Linked DNA regions of Homo sapiens: all the other regions are linked to region 1. A link is an interaction called in ENCODE POLR2A ChIA-PET data of the cell type or tissue named here. Cell type or tissue: Caco-2. All regions are shown on one strand.

Region 1 (5,000 bases):
TCCCTACCACCAGACCCTCCCGGCCTCCCTCCAGAATTCAGCCCTCAGCCCCCTGTCCTCTGTCCCAGCATTCCGCCAGCCCTCACCCTGCCCCCTTACCCTGGCTCTGCTGAGCTGCCCCCAATGAATCCATAGCGGTCGGCCTGGCGATATGGGCCAGGCCCGCTGAGCTCTGAGTCGGACCCCAAGGAGCTGGAGTCATCCTGCAGCTCGGGAGGCTGCACCAGGTCCTCCCCCAGGGCCTGGGCCATGGTGCCCGGGGCCTTCGATGCCACAGGCAGAGAAAGTGGGGAGAACCAGTGTGAGGGGCCACTCCCGGCCAGCCTGGGGCCTGGCTGCGGGGTCAGAGGGGGGAGGTTTCAGGGTATCTCACCAAGCCCCCTATGTCTCCTCTTTTATGGGGGCAGGGGCTAGGCCCTGCCCTGACAGAAAAGCCAGGCCTCTGTCCGGAGACCCAGCCCCAAGCCCTGCCCCTGTCCCCACCAGCCCAGCTCACCTCCCGCAGCACCTCACCTCCTCCTCTCACTTCCTCCTCCTCCTCACACAGCTTTGGCAACCGCTGGGGGCCCCTCCCAAGGGTGGGGGGTGTCACCCCTTCCTCTCTGAGGCTCTTCCTGCCTGCCCCAGTGCCCCTGAGCTGTGGGCTCCTCCCACCTTCCCCATGGCCCCAGTGACTGCAGGCTTGAGTTCCTGTGCTGGTGTGGAGGGCCCAGGACTGTTAGACGCAGGGGCCGGGCCACCTCCAGTTCTTTTGTTTGTTTCTTTTGAGACAGAGTCTCGCTCTGTTGCCCAGGCTGGAGTGCAGTGGCGCGGTCTCAGCTCACTGCAACCTCCACCTCCCGGATTCAAGTGATTCTCCTGCCTCAGCCCCCCAAGTAGCAGGGACTACAGACAAGCACCACCATGCCCGGCTAATTTTTGTATTTTTAGTAGAGACAGGGTTTTTGCCACATTGGTCAAACTCTTGACCTCAGGTGATCCATCCACCTCAGCCTCCCAAAGTGCTGGGATTGCAGGCATGAGCCACTGCGCCTGGACTTCATGTTTGTTTCTTGAGACAGGGTCTTGCTCTGTCACCCAGGCTGGAGTGTAATGGCACGATCTGGGCTCACTGCAACCTCCACCTCCTGGTCTCAAGAGATCCTCCTGCGTCAGCCTCCACAGTAGCTGGGACTGCAGGCGCGCACCACCATGCCCAGCTAATTTTTGTATTTTTTGTTGAGACAGGGTTTCGCTGTGTTGCCCAGGCTGGACGCAAGAGACCATCCCGCCTTAGCCTCCCAAAGTGCTGGAATTACAGGCCTGAGCCACCACGGCAGGCCCACTTCCAGTTCTGAGGTTACTGGCATGTAAAGCACCAACTCAGGGTTCCAACAAGAATTAAGGTTCATTTATCGTCTGCTCTTCTTTTTTTTTTTTTTTTTTTTGAGACAGTCTCGCACTGTCGCCTGGGCTCCACTTCCCAGGTTCAAGCGATTCTCCTGCCTCAGCCTCCCAAGTAGCTGGGATTACAGGAGGCTCCCATCATGCCCAGCTAACTTTTTGTATTTTTAGAGAGATGGGGTTTCACCATGTTGGCCAGGCTGGTCTCGAACTCCTGACCTCAAATGATCCGCCCGCCTAGGCCTCCCAAAGTCCTGGGATTACAGGCGTGAGCCACTGTGCCCAGCCACGTCTGCTCATAAAGTAATTATTTTTATGTGCACACCCTGCAATATTACTGTGCTACTCAAAAGCTAATTATGGGGCCAGGCTTGTTGGCTCACGCCTGTAATCCTAGCACTTTGGGAGGTCAAGGGGGGTGGATCACTTGAGGTTAGGAGTTCAAGGCCACCTGGCCAACATGGCGAAACCCCACCTCTGCTAAAAATACAAAAATTAGCTGGGCACAGTGGCGCACGCCTGTAATCCCAGCTACTCCAGAGGCTGAGGCAGGAGAATCGCTTGAACCCGGGAAGTGAATGTTGCAGTGAGCCAAAGTCGCGCCACTGCACTCCAGCCTGGGGGACAGAGCAAAACTCTGTCTCAAAAAAAAAAAGCGAATTATGGGACTTATAAGAAAATATTAATTTAGCATGCCCCAAGGACCAAAGTGCGCTGGGAATTCAGCCGTAGCTGTCTTTGAGTGTGGTCAGCCGCCTGGGCGCCACAGAGACCCACGAAGAAGTGGGGGGTCCTCCGTGAATGCGAGGTCCAGGCTGTTTTTATCTCTTGAGCCTCAGTTTCCTTTCCTGCACTTGGAGCAGTTAACCCTCAGTGCCTAGCAGCCGGTTATTAACATGTTCACAACACCTTCCACCCAGGGAAGGGGTGGGAAAGTCTGTTGGGCTTTTGAAAGAGAAAAACAACTTCCACAGTCCTTCCGGCCCCACATCCTCTGAACAGGGCTGGGCGCCTCCTCTGGGGCGTAACCAGCTTGGTCACGCCCCCGACAGACCCCGCCCCCAGCCCGCCGCCGAGGCCCCGCCCCCCGGGCCGCCGCGCCTCACGTCCAGCGGGGGCGCTAGAGGGCGGGGGACTGGGCGGGGCGGGCCCGGGAGGCCTGGAGGCGGGGCCGCGGGCCGGGGGCGGACTGGGGCGGGCGGAAGGAGAGCCAGGCCGGAAGGAGGCTGCCGGAGGGCGGGAGGCAGGAGCGGGCCAGGAGCTGCTGGGCTGGAGCGGCGGCGCCGCCATGTCCGACAGCGAGAAGCTCAACCTGGACTCGATCATCGGGCGCCTGCTGGAAGGTTGGTCGGGGCGGGGGAGGCCCGCGTCCGCCGCGCCCTGGCCCCCTGCCCGGCCCGGAAGTGGCGCGCGGGCGGGCCCCCGGGGCCAGCTTAGACTGGGCGGGGACGGGCAGCGAGGTTCCGTGGCCGCAGCTGCCCCCCCGCGGACGCGCCTGAGAGGTCCGGGGCCAGCTCCGACGCGCGGAGCAGCTCCCCCCCTCTCCCGGGCTGGGGGCGCACGGGTTGCCTGGGCTCTTGGGGCGAGGGAGAAACCCGGGAAGCCCGGTCCAGGAAGGGGTCCTGCGCTGTGAGGTTTTTGGTGGCAGCCCCCTGCGCACGACAGTCGCCTCCCGAGGCGCTGAGGGTAGCTGGGGGCTTCCCCTGGGAGGCTTGAGGCCGCGGTCCCGGGAGGCTCAGCAGCAACAGCTGCCTGTGGGCAAGGAGGGGCCGAGGAGGCCTAGGCGCCCCCGGAGGTATCCATGGGGCCACCCGTGTCGCCCACCCTCCTCCTGTCAGGGTCCAGGGTCCTGACACCCCATTGCGCCCCAGTGCAGGGCTCGCGGCCTGGCAAGAATGTACAGCTGACAGAGAACGAGATCCGCGGTCTGTGCCTGAAATCCCGGGAGATTTTTCTGAGCCAGCCCATTCTTCTGGAGCTGGAGGCACCCCTCAAGATCTGCGGTGAGCCCCCGGCCCAGGTCCCCTTGCCTTCCTAAAAGTGGCACTGGACCCCACAGAGTTCCTGGAGCCCTCCTCCCTTGAGCGCAGTCCTGGCCCTGGGTTCAGGTCTAGACCTTGCATCTAGCTTACCCGGTTCCCTGGGTCACAGGTGACATACACGGCCAGTACTACGACCTTCTGCGACTATTTGAGTATGGCGGTTTCCCTCCCGAGAGCAACTACCTCTTTCTGGGGGACTATGTGGACAGGGGCAAGCAGTCCTTGGAGACCATCTGCCTGCTGCTGGCCTATAAGATCAAGTACCCCGAGAACTTCTTCCTGCTCCGTGGGAACCACGAGTGTGCCAGCATCAACCGCATCTATGGTTTCTACGATGAGTGTGAGTGGTCTGAGCGTCTGGGGCTGCCCGGGTCCTGAACCGCACTCTTTGCCATTCAGTGGGACCTTCACATTGGCCTGATATCTGACAGACACTTGATAGACTGTGCGCTCCACGAAGGCGGGGCCCAGGTCCGTTCTCGTGCCTGCCCTGCCCCTCCTGGCATGGGGTCTGGGGAATGGTTGCTGACTGAAGGGCTGCCCGGATTCTAGTGCTTTCCCCCAGGGCCCTGCCTGGTGACACTCCCCCTACATTTGCTACTAAGCACTTAGGATGTTTGCAGATGGGCTCTGCTGTCCAGAAGCTGAGATAAACCAGACCTGGACTTGGCCCGGCTCATGGGTGGGGGCATGCGAGGAGTGCCAACCCTGAGGCTGGTCCAGATTGGAACTTAGTTTCCAGTGGACTCGGGTGCTTTAGAATTACTTCTGGCAGGAGGCCGAGGCGGGAAGATCCCTTGGACCCAGAAGCTCCAAGTTACAGTGAGCTATGATCTTGCCACTGCACTCCAGCCTGGGTGACAGAGCAAGACCCTGTTTCTTTACTTTTTTGAGACGGAGTTTCACTCTTGTTGCCCAGGCTAGAGTGCAATGGTGTGATCTCGGCTCACCACAACCTCCGTCTCCTGGGTTCAAGCGATTCTCCTGCCTCAGCCTCCCAAGTAGCTGGGATTACAGGCATGCGCCACCACGCCTGGCTGATTTTTTTGTATTTTAGTAGAGACGAGGTTTCTCCATGTTGGTCAGGCTGGTCTCGAACTTCTGACCTCAGGTGATCCGCCCGCCTCGGCCTCCCAAAGTGCTGGGATTACAGGTCTTAGCCACTGCGCCTGGCCAGATCCTGTCTTCTTTAATTAAAATAAAAAGTAACTAGAATTGCTCCTGGAAGGCTGACAGGTGGCAGGGGTGGGGGGTGGTTTGCATCGGTGCCTGACTCTCTCCTCCCAGCCACGGCTGAATAGCCCAGGGACCCTGGCTGAGGGTGGGGTAGGCAGGCACCTCACAGCCACCTCCCCCTGGGCAGGCAAGAGACGCTACAACATCAAACTGTGGAAAACCTTCACTGACTGCTTCAACTGCCTGCCCATCGCGGCCATAGTGGACGAAAAGATCTTCTGCTGCCACGGAGGTGAGGGAGGGGATGGCTGGGGAGGAGGAGCACTGGCCGCATCCCTCAGCACCCGGCAGCTCTCCTTAGGTCTCATCTGGGAAGTCACTCCTTCCAGGAAGTGTCCC
Region 2 (5,000 bases), 180 kb before region 1:
AGCCCGGGCCTGATGCTGCGGGTTGGCCCCATGCTGGGAGCTCTGAGCCCCATCCCCGGGGACGCGGGCCGCGCGTACTCACTGGTGGCGAAGACTGCGGCGGCGAAACTCCAGCGAAGGCCTCGCGGCCTCCGAGCCTTATAAGGGTGGTCCCGCCCCGCTCCGCCCCAGTGCTGAGTCACGGCGCCGGCCGCTCTTCTGGAGGGTCCCGCGGACTCCCGCCGGCCCCAGCCCCGGCGGCCGCTGCACCCCGGGCGTCGGCCGCAGAGGGGCGCCCTGGAGTCCCCGGAGTCGCCGCGCAGCTGGCCGGGGAAGCCTTTCCCTCTTTCCCAGGTCCCCAGCGGGGCCTAGGGAGTAAACAGACAGCAGGAAGAGGACCGCAGCGAAGTGTGCGCAGCGAACTGGCGCGCCGGGACATCGCGGGGGGAAATTCCCTAAGACCGCTGCGATCCCGGAGCTTGCACACCCGCTTCACAGGGCAGGGGAGAGGGGTGGAGGCCGCTTAGAGGAAAGGAAATTGCTTTATTTTATTTTATTTTATTTTATTTTTTTATTTTATTTTATTTTATTTTATTTTATTTTATTTTATTTTATTTTATTTTATTTTGTGTTATTTTATTTTATTTTATGACGTAGTCTCACGCTGTGGCCCAGGCTGGAGTGCAGTGGCGCGATCTCGGCGGCTCACTGCAACCTCCGCCTCTCGGGTTCAAGCAATTCTGCTTCAGCCTCCCGAGTAGGTGGAATTATAGGTGCGTGCCACATCTGGCTGATTTTTGTATTTTTAGTAGAGACGGGGTTTCACCATGTTGGCCGGGCTGGTCTCGAACTCCTGACCTTAGGTGATCTGCACGCCTCGGCTTCCCAAAGTGCTGGGATTACAGGCGTGAGCCACCACGCCTGGCCGTCCAACTTTTATTTGAAGTTCTGGGGTACATGTAGAGGATGTGCAGGTTTGTTACATAGGTGTGTGCGCCATGATGGTTTGCTGTACAGATCATCCCATCACCCAGGTATTAAGCCCAGTATCCCTTAGCTATTCTTCCTGGTACTCTCCCTCCCCAGCACCCCGCTCAACAGGCACCAGTGTGTGTTGATCGCCGCCATGTGACCATGTGTTCTCATTGTTCAGCTCCCACTTATAAGTGAGACCATGCGGTCTCGCTGGTTTTCTGTTCCTGTGTGAGTTTGCTGAGGCTAACGGCTTCCAGCTCCACCCATGTCCCTGCAAAGGACATGATCACGTTCCTTTTAGTGGCTGTGCCTTAGGCTATTTTCTTTGGCTTTGCTGCCTACTTTCTGTTGATTTGCAGATCTCCATTTATTCTAGATATTGATCTCTTGTTGGCTTTAGACATGACAGACAGCTTCTCCTATTCCATCAACTGTCAAGTTTGTCCAAGGAGTCTTTCATGAAACAAAACTCGTTAATTTAAGTGTAATCAAATTCAGCAAGGGATTTTTGTGGTGGGGAAGAGGTTGGTGTTTATGTTGTATCTTTAAAACTTCATTTAATGCAGCCATTAAAAAGAACTAGATCATGTCTTTTGTGGGAACATGGATGGAGCTAGAGGCTATTATCCTTAGCAAACTAATGCAGGAACAGAAATCCAAATACTGGATGTTCTCACTTGTAAGTGGGAGCTAAATGATGAGAACTTATAACACAAACAAGGAAACAACAGACACTGTGGTTGACTCCAGGGTGCAGGATGGGAGGAAGGAGAGGAGCAGAAAAGAGAACTATTGGGTACTCGGCATAATACCTGGGTGATGAAATATTCTGTACAACAAACACCGAAGACACGAGTTTACTTATGTAACAAACCTTCACATGTACCCCCAAAACAGAAATAAAAGTTAAAAAACAAAGAAATTTCATTTAAAAGTCTTTTTTAAGAGACTTATTATCGGGGGAAATTCAGCCCCCAATATTTCACGTGGGTCCTTTCCTATTTTCCCTAAGTGTCGGCTGGCCTGAGAAATAAAGGGAAAGAGTACAAAAGAGAGACATTTTAAAGCCGGGTGTCCAGGGGAGACATCACATGTCCGCAGGTTCCGTGATGCCCCCTGAGCCGTAAAACCAGCGAGTTTTTATTAGCAATTTTCAAAGAGGAGGGAGTGCACGAACAGGGTGTGGGTCACAGAGATCACATACTTCAAGGGCGACAAAAGATCACAGGGCAGAAGGTCACGGCGAAACTAGAATCACTAATGAACTTCCAGGTCCCACTGTGCACGCACTGTCAGGGTTCAAGAGCAGAGAACCGGTCTGACTAGAATTTGCCAGGCTGGAATTTCCTAATCCTATCAAGTCTGGGGGTGCTGCAGGAGACTAGGGCGTGTTTCATCCCTTTCTACTTCTGAATAAAGGCAGGCACTCTCAGGGAGGCCATTTCAGTGGCCCGGCCCTGGGAATGCATTCTTTTCTCAGGGCTGTTAATTATTAATATTCCTTACTGGGGAAAGAATTCAGCGATATTTCTCTTACCTGTTTGCGGTAATAAGAGAAGTATGGCTCTGTCCTGCCCAGCCCACAGGCAGCCAGACTTTAAGGTTATCTCCCTTGTTCCCTGAAAATTGCTGTTATCCTGTTCTTAAGATGCCCAGATTTCACATTGCTCAAACACACAACAATTGTCCTCTACAAACAATTTGTGCAGTTAACGCAGTCATCACAGGGTCCTAAGGCGACATACATCCTCAGTTTACGAAGATGACAGGATTAAGAGATTAAAGACAGGCATAGGAAATCACAAGAGTATTGATTGGGGAAGTGATAAATGTCCATGAAATCTTCACAATTTATGTTCTTCTGCCATGGCTTCAGCCAGTCCCTCCGTTCGGGGTGCCTGACTTCCCACAACATGTATGTTGCCGCAGCTGGTCTGGAACTCTTGGCCCCAAGTGATCCTCCTGCCTTACTTAGCCTCTCGAATAGCTGGGACTACAGGCATGTGCCACCACACCCAGCTAATTTTTGTATTTTTTGTAGAGATGGGGTTTCACCATGTTGCCCAGGCTGTCCTTTTTTTTTTTTTTTTTTTTTTAAATTTTCACCAATGGACTGAGGTCACAAGGAAGCTTTTTAAATTTTTGTCACCTTGGGTTTTCTTTAATTTCACTCTAATTGTCTAGCTTTGGTGCTCTTCCTGGCTTGCCAAGCTGTCTCTCTGGTTTGGCCTCTTGGCCCTTCGGTCTGAGGTTGGTCATCTTTCTTCAGTTTTGAGAAATGTATCTCCATTGTTTCTTCTGAGATGCCCTCTTCTCCGTCTTCTTCCTCTTCCTCCTCCTCCTCCTCTTCTTCTTCTTCTTTCTTCCTTGCACTATCTGGAAAATGGCCCTTCTAATCTATCCTCCTATCACTTTACTGCCTTTTTTTTTTTTTAGACAGGCTGTCACTCTACTGCCCAGGCTGGAGTGCACTGGCACCATCTCAGCTCACTGCAATCTCTGCTTCCTGGTTCAAGTGATTCTCCTGCCTCAGCCTCCTGAGTAGCTGGGATCACAGGTGCCTGCCACCACACCTGGCTAATTTTTGTATTTTTAGTAGAGACAGGGTTTCATCATGTTGGCCAGGCTGGTCTCAAACTCCTGACCTCAAGTGATCCACCTGCCTCGGGCTCCCAAAGTGCTGGGATTACAGGCGTGAGCCACTGCGCCTGGCCACTTCGATGTCATTTGTGTTTCTTCTGGTTTGTCTTTCCTGGGAGAGAGTTCCCCAGCTGATCTCATCACTCACCTCTTCATCCATGAGTCGCATACCTCGTATGATTCATCCCATCTGTTGTTGGCTTTCTTCGATTATTGTTTTTATATCTACTCTTTCTTTTTGTTGCTTTTTGTAACTTCCTATTGCCAGTGCCTTCTCTCATGTCCTCATGATTTCTCTTGTGTGTATTCTCCGTCTGTGTGCTGCACTCATTCAGCGTCAGGGGATGTTCCTGTCCCCTGAGATGTCTCCCCTGGAACCAGTGAGCTTGTGCCCTTCCCTTGGTGGCACTGGTCATTCTCTCGGGTAGTATGCCAGCCTGTGGTTTCAAAGCAAAGGAAGGAGATAAGCACCACCAAACCACAGCCAACCTCTCCCCTTTGCTATCGCTCTTCAAACAGAGCTTGAGGTCAGAGTTTCCCCTTCCGAACCTTGGGAAGCAGCGCTGGGGAAGGTGGCTCCCCATGTTCTAATGTGCTGGTGCTGGGTGTTTCCAGGGGAAGTGTGGGAGGGAGAAAGCCCGCCCCATTCAGTCCCACTGTTCTCCCCAGTGCCTCACCCAGCAGAGGGTAGCAGAGGCTAACTTCGGTTTAGCCTGCACCAGGGTCAGTGTTCAGCAGTGACATCCCCTCAACAACTCCAGAGAGTACTAATAAAGGAACTGAATGCAAACTCCTTCCTTCTGGCATCCTACCACAGCCACCTCCAGCCACGCTCAGTCTCCACCCACACACACATCTCCACGCGCATCTACTCACATCCCTGTACACCCAGACACACACAGGTTCAACACAGCCTGCAGCCTCCAGGAGGGGCGACGTCTCACTTTATTTGTTTAATTTTACTGTTTTCCTGAAATCTCTGTTTCTCTCTGTGGTTTCTCCCATATTTCTACCGGAGAGGGCAACGAAAGCTCATGATAGTTCACCATCTAAATCAAGGATTGGGACACTATGGACCGTGGTTCATCACCTGCTTGTGTAAATAAAGTTTTATTGGGCCCCAGCCATGCTCACTCATGTGTGTGTTATCTATGTTTGTTTTTGTGCTACAGTGGCCCAAATGAGTGATTGCAACAGAGACTATGTGGTCCTCAAAGCTTAAGATATTTTCTTTTTTCTTTTTTTTTTTTTGAGATGGAGTCTGGCTCTGTCGCCCAGGCTGGAGTGCAGTGGCACGATCTTGGCTCACTGCAAGCTCCACCTCCCGGGTTCACGCCATTCTCCTTCCTCAGCCTCCAGAGTAGCTGGGACTACAGGCGCCCGCCACCACACCCGGCTAATTTTTT
Region 3 (5,000 bases), 670 kb after region 1:
AGCTCTCATTTCTACTGATAGCTAAAAAAGAATTAACTTCACCAATCAAGATAACGCAATCTGACATTTTGAGCTGGATGATTAAAAAAAATAAATAATGCAATCGTTGCAAGTTTGGTTTTTTGTTTTTGTTTGTTTGAGACAGGGTCCCACTCTGTTGCTCAGACTGGAGTGCAGTGGCATGGTCATGGCTTACTGCAGCCTCGACCTCCCAGGCTCAAGCAATTCTCCCACCTCTACCACCCAAGTATCTGGGACCATAGGCATACACCACCATGCCCAGATAATTTTTAAAGTTTTTGTAAAGATGGAGGTCTCACTATTATTGCACAAGCTGGTCTTGAACTCCTGGCCTTAAGTAATCCTCTTGCCTCAGCCTCCCAAAGTGCTAGGGCTACAGGCGTGAGCCACCATGCCCAGCCGTCAATCGTTGCAAGTTTTAAACTCAGTCTCTCAGTCTCTTAGGATTCTCCTCCCAGCCCCCTTCTCCTTAATTTTTTTTTTTCTTTTTTTTTTTGAGACGGTGTCTTGCTCTGTCACCCAGGATGGAGTGTAGTGGCACAATCTCGACTCACTGCAACTTCTGCCTCCTGGGTTCAAGCAATTCTCCTGCCTCAGCCTCCCAAGTAGCTGGAACTACAGACATGCGCCACCACGCCTGGCTAATTTTTGTATTTTTAGTAGAGACAGGGTTTCACCATGTTGGCCAGGCTGGTCTCCCACTCCTGACCTCAGGTGATGCACCTGCTTCAGCCTCCCAAAATACTGGGATTACAGGCAGGAGCCACTGTGCCCAGCTCTCTGCTGTAGATTTTAAAGGGTCTAATAAAGGGTTCCAAAGTGAAGAATTTAACTTTGATCTCTCTGTATCATCCCTATGCAGAGGGCAGTGCATCTACAAAGCACTTACTTGCTGTTGCCGTTGCTGCTGCTGCTGCTGCTGCTTAAGTGATGGAGATAGATTAGGGATAAAAGAAATGGGAAATACATCATTTGATATGAAAACATTTTGTTTCATCTACTGACAATAAGGACTCCTCTTCTCTCCCAAGGTCTTTTCTTCCATTCATTAGTTTATTGCACAGATATCTATATGTTTGCTCTGCTGGGGATACAACTGTGAAATAATTGTGTTCTCTTCCCTCATGGCGCTCATGCTGTAAAAGAGAACACAACCAATGGGCAGTGACAATCCAGTATGGAGTGCTCTCAGAATGCCCCTGTCCCAGACTTGGAGCTCAAGGAGGGCTTTCCAGAGGAAGTAACATCTAAATTGATACCTGAAGGATGAGTAAACATTGGGTGAATGGAAGAGGAAGAGCGATTCCAACCAGAAGGAAGAGCATGCTCAAAATCCCATAAACACTGGGGAAACTCTAAGAGGTTCCTTATGGTGAGGACACAGAGTGCCAAGTGCAAGTGGTGAGAGACCAGGCTGGAGAGGTAAGCAGGGTGTGCAAACTTGGTTAAGAACTTTGGACTTTGTCCCAAGGGCAGTGGGGAGCCACTGAAGGGTTTCCAGAAGAGGAATGATCTGTCTGATGTATTAAAGAGACTACTCTAGCCGCACAGTAGATAAGATGGCCCAGGAAGAGCGCAGAGAATAAGAAAAGGCCTAGACAAAACACCACCATCAATAACAAAATTAAGCGACAAGCAGAAAAGGAACTCACAAAAGAAACAGAGAAGGACCACAAGGGTTGAAGGAAAACCAAGAGAATGGCAACCCCATAACAAAAGAAGAAAATTTCAAGAAGCAGGGCATAATTAGAGTCAATTGCTGCCAAGAGGAGAAGTAAGACAGCAATTGGAAACTAACAGCTGGATTTTGCAATAGGATAATTTTTTTTTTTTTTTTTTTTTTTGAGACGGAGTCTCTCTCTGTCGCCCAGGCCAGACTGCGGACTGCAGTGGCGCAATCTCGGCTCACTGCAAGCTCTGCTTCCCGGGTTCACGCCATTCTCCTGCCTCAGCCTCCCGAGTAGCTGGGACTACAGGCGCCTGCCACCGCGCCCGGCTAATTTTTTGTATTTTTAGTAGAGACGGGGTTTCACCTTGTTAGCCAGGTGCAATAGGATTATTGACAACCTTGTTGAAAGCAGCTTTAGAGTGGAAGTTCTGTTGCATTGGATTAAGTCAATTGTATCAATGCTCATCTATCCCCTTCAATTACCATCTATTTCTACACTGATGTATTCCAAATGGGTATCTTAAGTCCAGACCTCCCCTTTAAAGTCCACGCCCATATACAATTGACTACTCAATATCTCCACTTGATTGGTTCAAAGATACCTCAAACCTAGGTTCCAAAACCAACAATCTCTCCACCCAAACCTGGTTTTCCTGGAGTATTCCTCATCTCAGCAAATAGTAGCTCCATTATTCCAGTTGCACAACTCATCCTTGACTAACCCTTTTTCCTCACCACCACCCCTGTATCTATCCCATCACCACATCTGGTTAATTCTTTCAACCTGTGCACTCCATCTCCACTGCCAGCAACTGAGTTCAAGCTACCATCTTCTCTGTCACCCTACCCACAGTGGTAGCCTCCTAACTGGTTTCTCACACATCTTTGCACCCCTCCATAGCAACTGGAGTAACCTATTCCCCCCATAGCAGCTACAGTGACCTTTTTAAAATACAAAGTTGATCCTATCACTTCCTTATTTCAACCTTTCAATAGTCTCTCAGGGCTCTAAAGGTGAAAATCAAAATTCTTTAAATAATGACATAAAAAGCTCTGCATGATCTAGCCCTTGCCTATCTCCCCAGTCGCAATTCTCTACACATTCCCTCTTCCCCTCTGTTTTCCCTGCACCCTGGTCTTTTCTCCATTTCTTTTGTATTGTTTTTTTTTTTTTTTTTGGTTGGTTGGTTTTTTGAAAAAGAGTCTCACTCTGTCCCCCAGGCTGGAGTGCAGTGGCACAATCTCAGCTCACTGTAGCCTCCGTCTCCTGGGCTCAAGAGATTGTCCTGCCTCAGCCTCCCGAGTAGCTGGGATTACAGGCACTTGCCACCACGCCCGGCTAATTCTTGTATTTTTAGTAGAGATGAGGTTTCACCATGTTGGCCAGGCTAGTCTCGAACTCCTGACCTCAGGTGATCCACCTGCCTCAGCCTCCCAAAGTGCTGGGATTACAGGCGTGAGCCACCGCGCGCAGCCTCTTTTCTCCATTTTTTTTTTTTTTTTTTTTTGAGAGACAGAGTCTTGCTCTGTTGCCCAGGCTGGAGTGTAGTGGAATGATCTCAGCTCACTGCAACCTCTGCCTCCCGGGTTCAAGCAATTCTCCTGCCTCAGCCTCCCGAGTAGCTGGGATTACAGGCGCATGCCACCACGCCCAGCTAATTTTTTTGTATTTTTAGTAGAAAAGGGGTTTCACTGTGTTAGCCAGGATGGTCTCAATCTCCTGACCTTGTGATCCGCTTACTTTGGCCTCCCAAAGTGCTGGGATTACAAAGTCGTGAGCCACTGCACCCGGCCTCTTTTCTCCATTTCCTATGTACACCATGTGTCCTGCAACATCAGGCCTGTTAGCCATATGCTCTGTGGCTAAGAACATGGGTTCAAGGGTCAGATTGGGTTAAAATCCCAGCTCTACCCTTGCCTGGTTTGATGACCCTGAGTAAGGTACTTAATCTCTCAATGTCTCCATTTCCTCATCTGTGAAATGGGGTTAATACTTACCTCTTGGAGTTGTTATAAAGGATTAAATGAAATGTTATGTGTAAAGTATTAGAAATACAGTTCCACGTTAATGTTAGTAACAGCTATTATTATTCCCCACTCTGTCTGGTTAATGCTTCTCATATTTCAGATCTCAGCTCAGGTGATCTGAGGTTATGACTCTGTTCAGTTCTCTCTTAACATCCTGAACTTTTCATTCATAACACTCATTATACTTTGTGGTTATATATCTGATGGGTTATTTTATTAATGTCTGTCAATCCCACCACAGGCTCTTCCAAGAGAAAACAGACAGTATCCATTTTACTCATCATTATATCCCCAGATCCCAGCACAGTGCCTGGTATATAATTAGCCATATAGTTTTTGCATAAATATTTGATTGAGCAGGGGCGAGGAAGTGAAGCCAATGAGTGCAAATGACTCAGGAAGACTGTGAACATAAAGAGCAAGGGGAATGCATGGAGGGAAGTCGGGGCTTCTTGATTATTTTTTAAGCTGGCAAATGCTTGAGCATGTTTAAATGCTGATGGGAAGGAACCAGCTGAGAGACAGCAGTGAGGGCCGTGAGGCTGCAGAAGGGGATGAGACTTAGCATAGGAGCCAGAAGAATCCATCTTAGGTGAAAAGAGGGACACCTCTTCCCTGGTATTGAAACAAGAACTGAGAATTCGGCTATGTATGTATGTTTGGTGGGCAGAGCCAAAACCTTTCCATGAATCTTGGTAATGTAAGCAGCAAATGTGGATTCACTGAGAAGCTCAACAAACTTGGTGGATATCATTCCATTCGCTTTTGCAACTCAAATAAGAAGGAACCAGATATTTTCTTCATCATTGACTGTACTGGTTCACTACAGAGCAAAATAACAAGTTTCCAAAGCAACCCAGTCACAGAGCTGAGATAGGTGATCTCAGTGTTCTCTTTATTCAATGTGCTTCCTCTCCAAATCGGGAAACAGTATGGGAAATAATACGGTAAAATCATAACGGCTGATACTGATTAAGTGCTTACTATGTGCTGCATATAATTCATTTACCTGCAATAATTCATTTGATGTTCCCCACATTATGGTGCCATTTTACATGTAAGGAAACTGAATCCTAGGGAGGTAACTTGCCCAAGGTCACATAGTCAGTGGGTGGCAGAACTATGTTTTAAACCCAAGGAGTCTGACTCCAAAATCAATGCTTTTAACCATTCTGCTATACTCCCTGTCTAGCAGAGAGGAAAGAACATATTAGGATTCAGAAGACCTGGAGTTTCTACCATGAACTAATTCTGTGAACTTGTACATTCACTTAGGTGTCTG

What was found. ChIA-PET counts read pairs that join two places held together with the same protein. Peaks named below come from ENCODE experiments on the same cell type or tissue, not always from the same donor. Only the 100,000 strongest peaks of a DNase experiment are listed, where the experiment ranks them.
Region 2: POLR2A ChIA-PET joins it to region 1 with 10 read pairs; 10 of 35 experiments call an interaction of 5 or more read pairs at or near these places.
Region 3: POLR2A ChIA-PET joins it to region 1 with 10 read pairs; 2 of 35 experiments call an interaction of 5 or more read pairs at or near these places.

What each region holds. Positions count from the first base shown.
Region 1 is chr11:67,399,454-67,404,453 of GRCh38, reverse strand. PPP1CA (protein phosphatase 1 catalytic subunit alpha) reads left to right here and starts at 2,596. Exons shown (of 7, transcript NM_002708.4): 1 at 2,596-2,726; 2 at 3,255-3,386; 3 at 3,535-3,765; 4 at 4,789-4,893. The coding sequence starts at 2,672. TBC1D10C (TBC1 domain family member 10C) reads right to left here and starts at 371. Exons shown (of 9, transcript NM_001369496.1): 1 at 100-371. The coding sequence starts at 251. RefSeq lists a silencer at 2,335-3,114. In Caco-2, CTCF peaks have their summits at 2,508 (motif pointing right) and 2,830; a DNase peak (open chromatin) is centred at 2,613; H3K4me3 peaks cover 1,582 bases.
Region 2 is chr11:67,578,927-67,583,926 of GRCh38, reverse strand. It overlaps GSTP1 (glutathione S-transferase pi 1), which reads right to left and starts at 115. Exons shown (of 7, transcript NM_000852.4): 1 at 83-115. The coding sequence starts at 83. RefSeq lists silencers at 203-345, 1-515 and an enhancer at 4,455-4,554. In Caco-2, a CTCF peak has its summit at 266; DNase peaks (open chromatin) are centred at 216, 1,146, 2,286, 4,716 and 1 weaker place; H3K4me3 peaks cover 1,826 bases.
Region 3 is chr11:66,730,850-66,735,849 of GRCh38, reverse strand. It overlaps a transcript of SPTBN2 not described here. Among named protein-coding and RNA genes, the nearest start is that of SPTBN2, 4.1 kb to the right of the region's middle. In Caco-2, no CTCF peak of the experiment used is centred here; no DNase peak of the experiment used is centred here.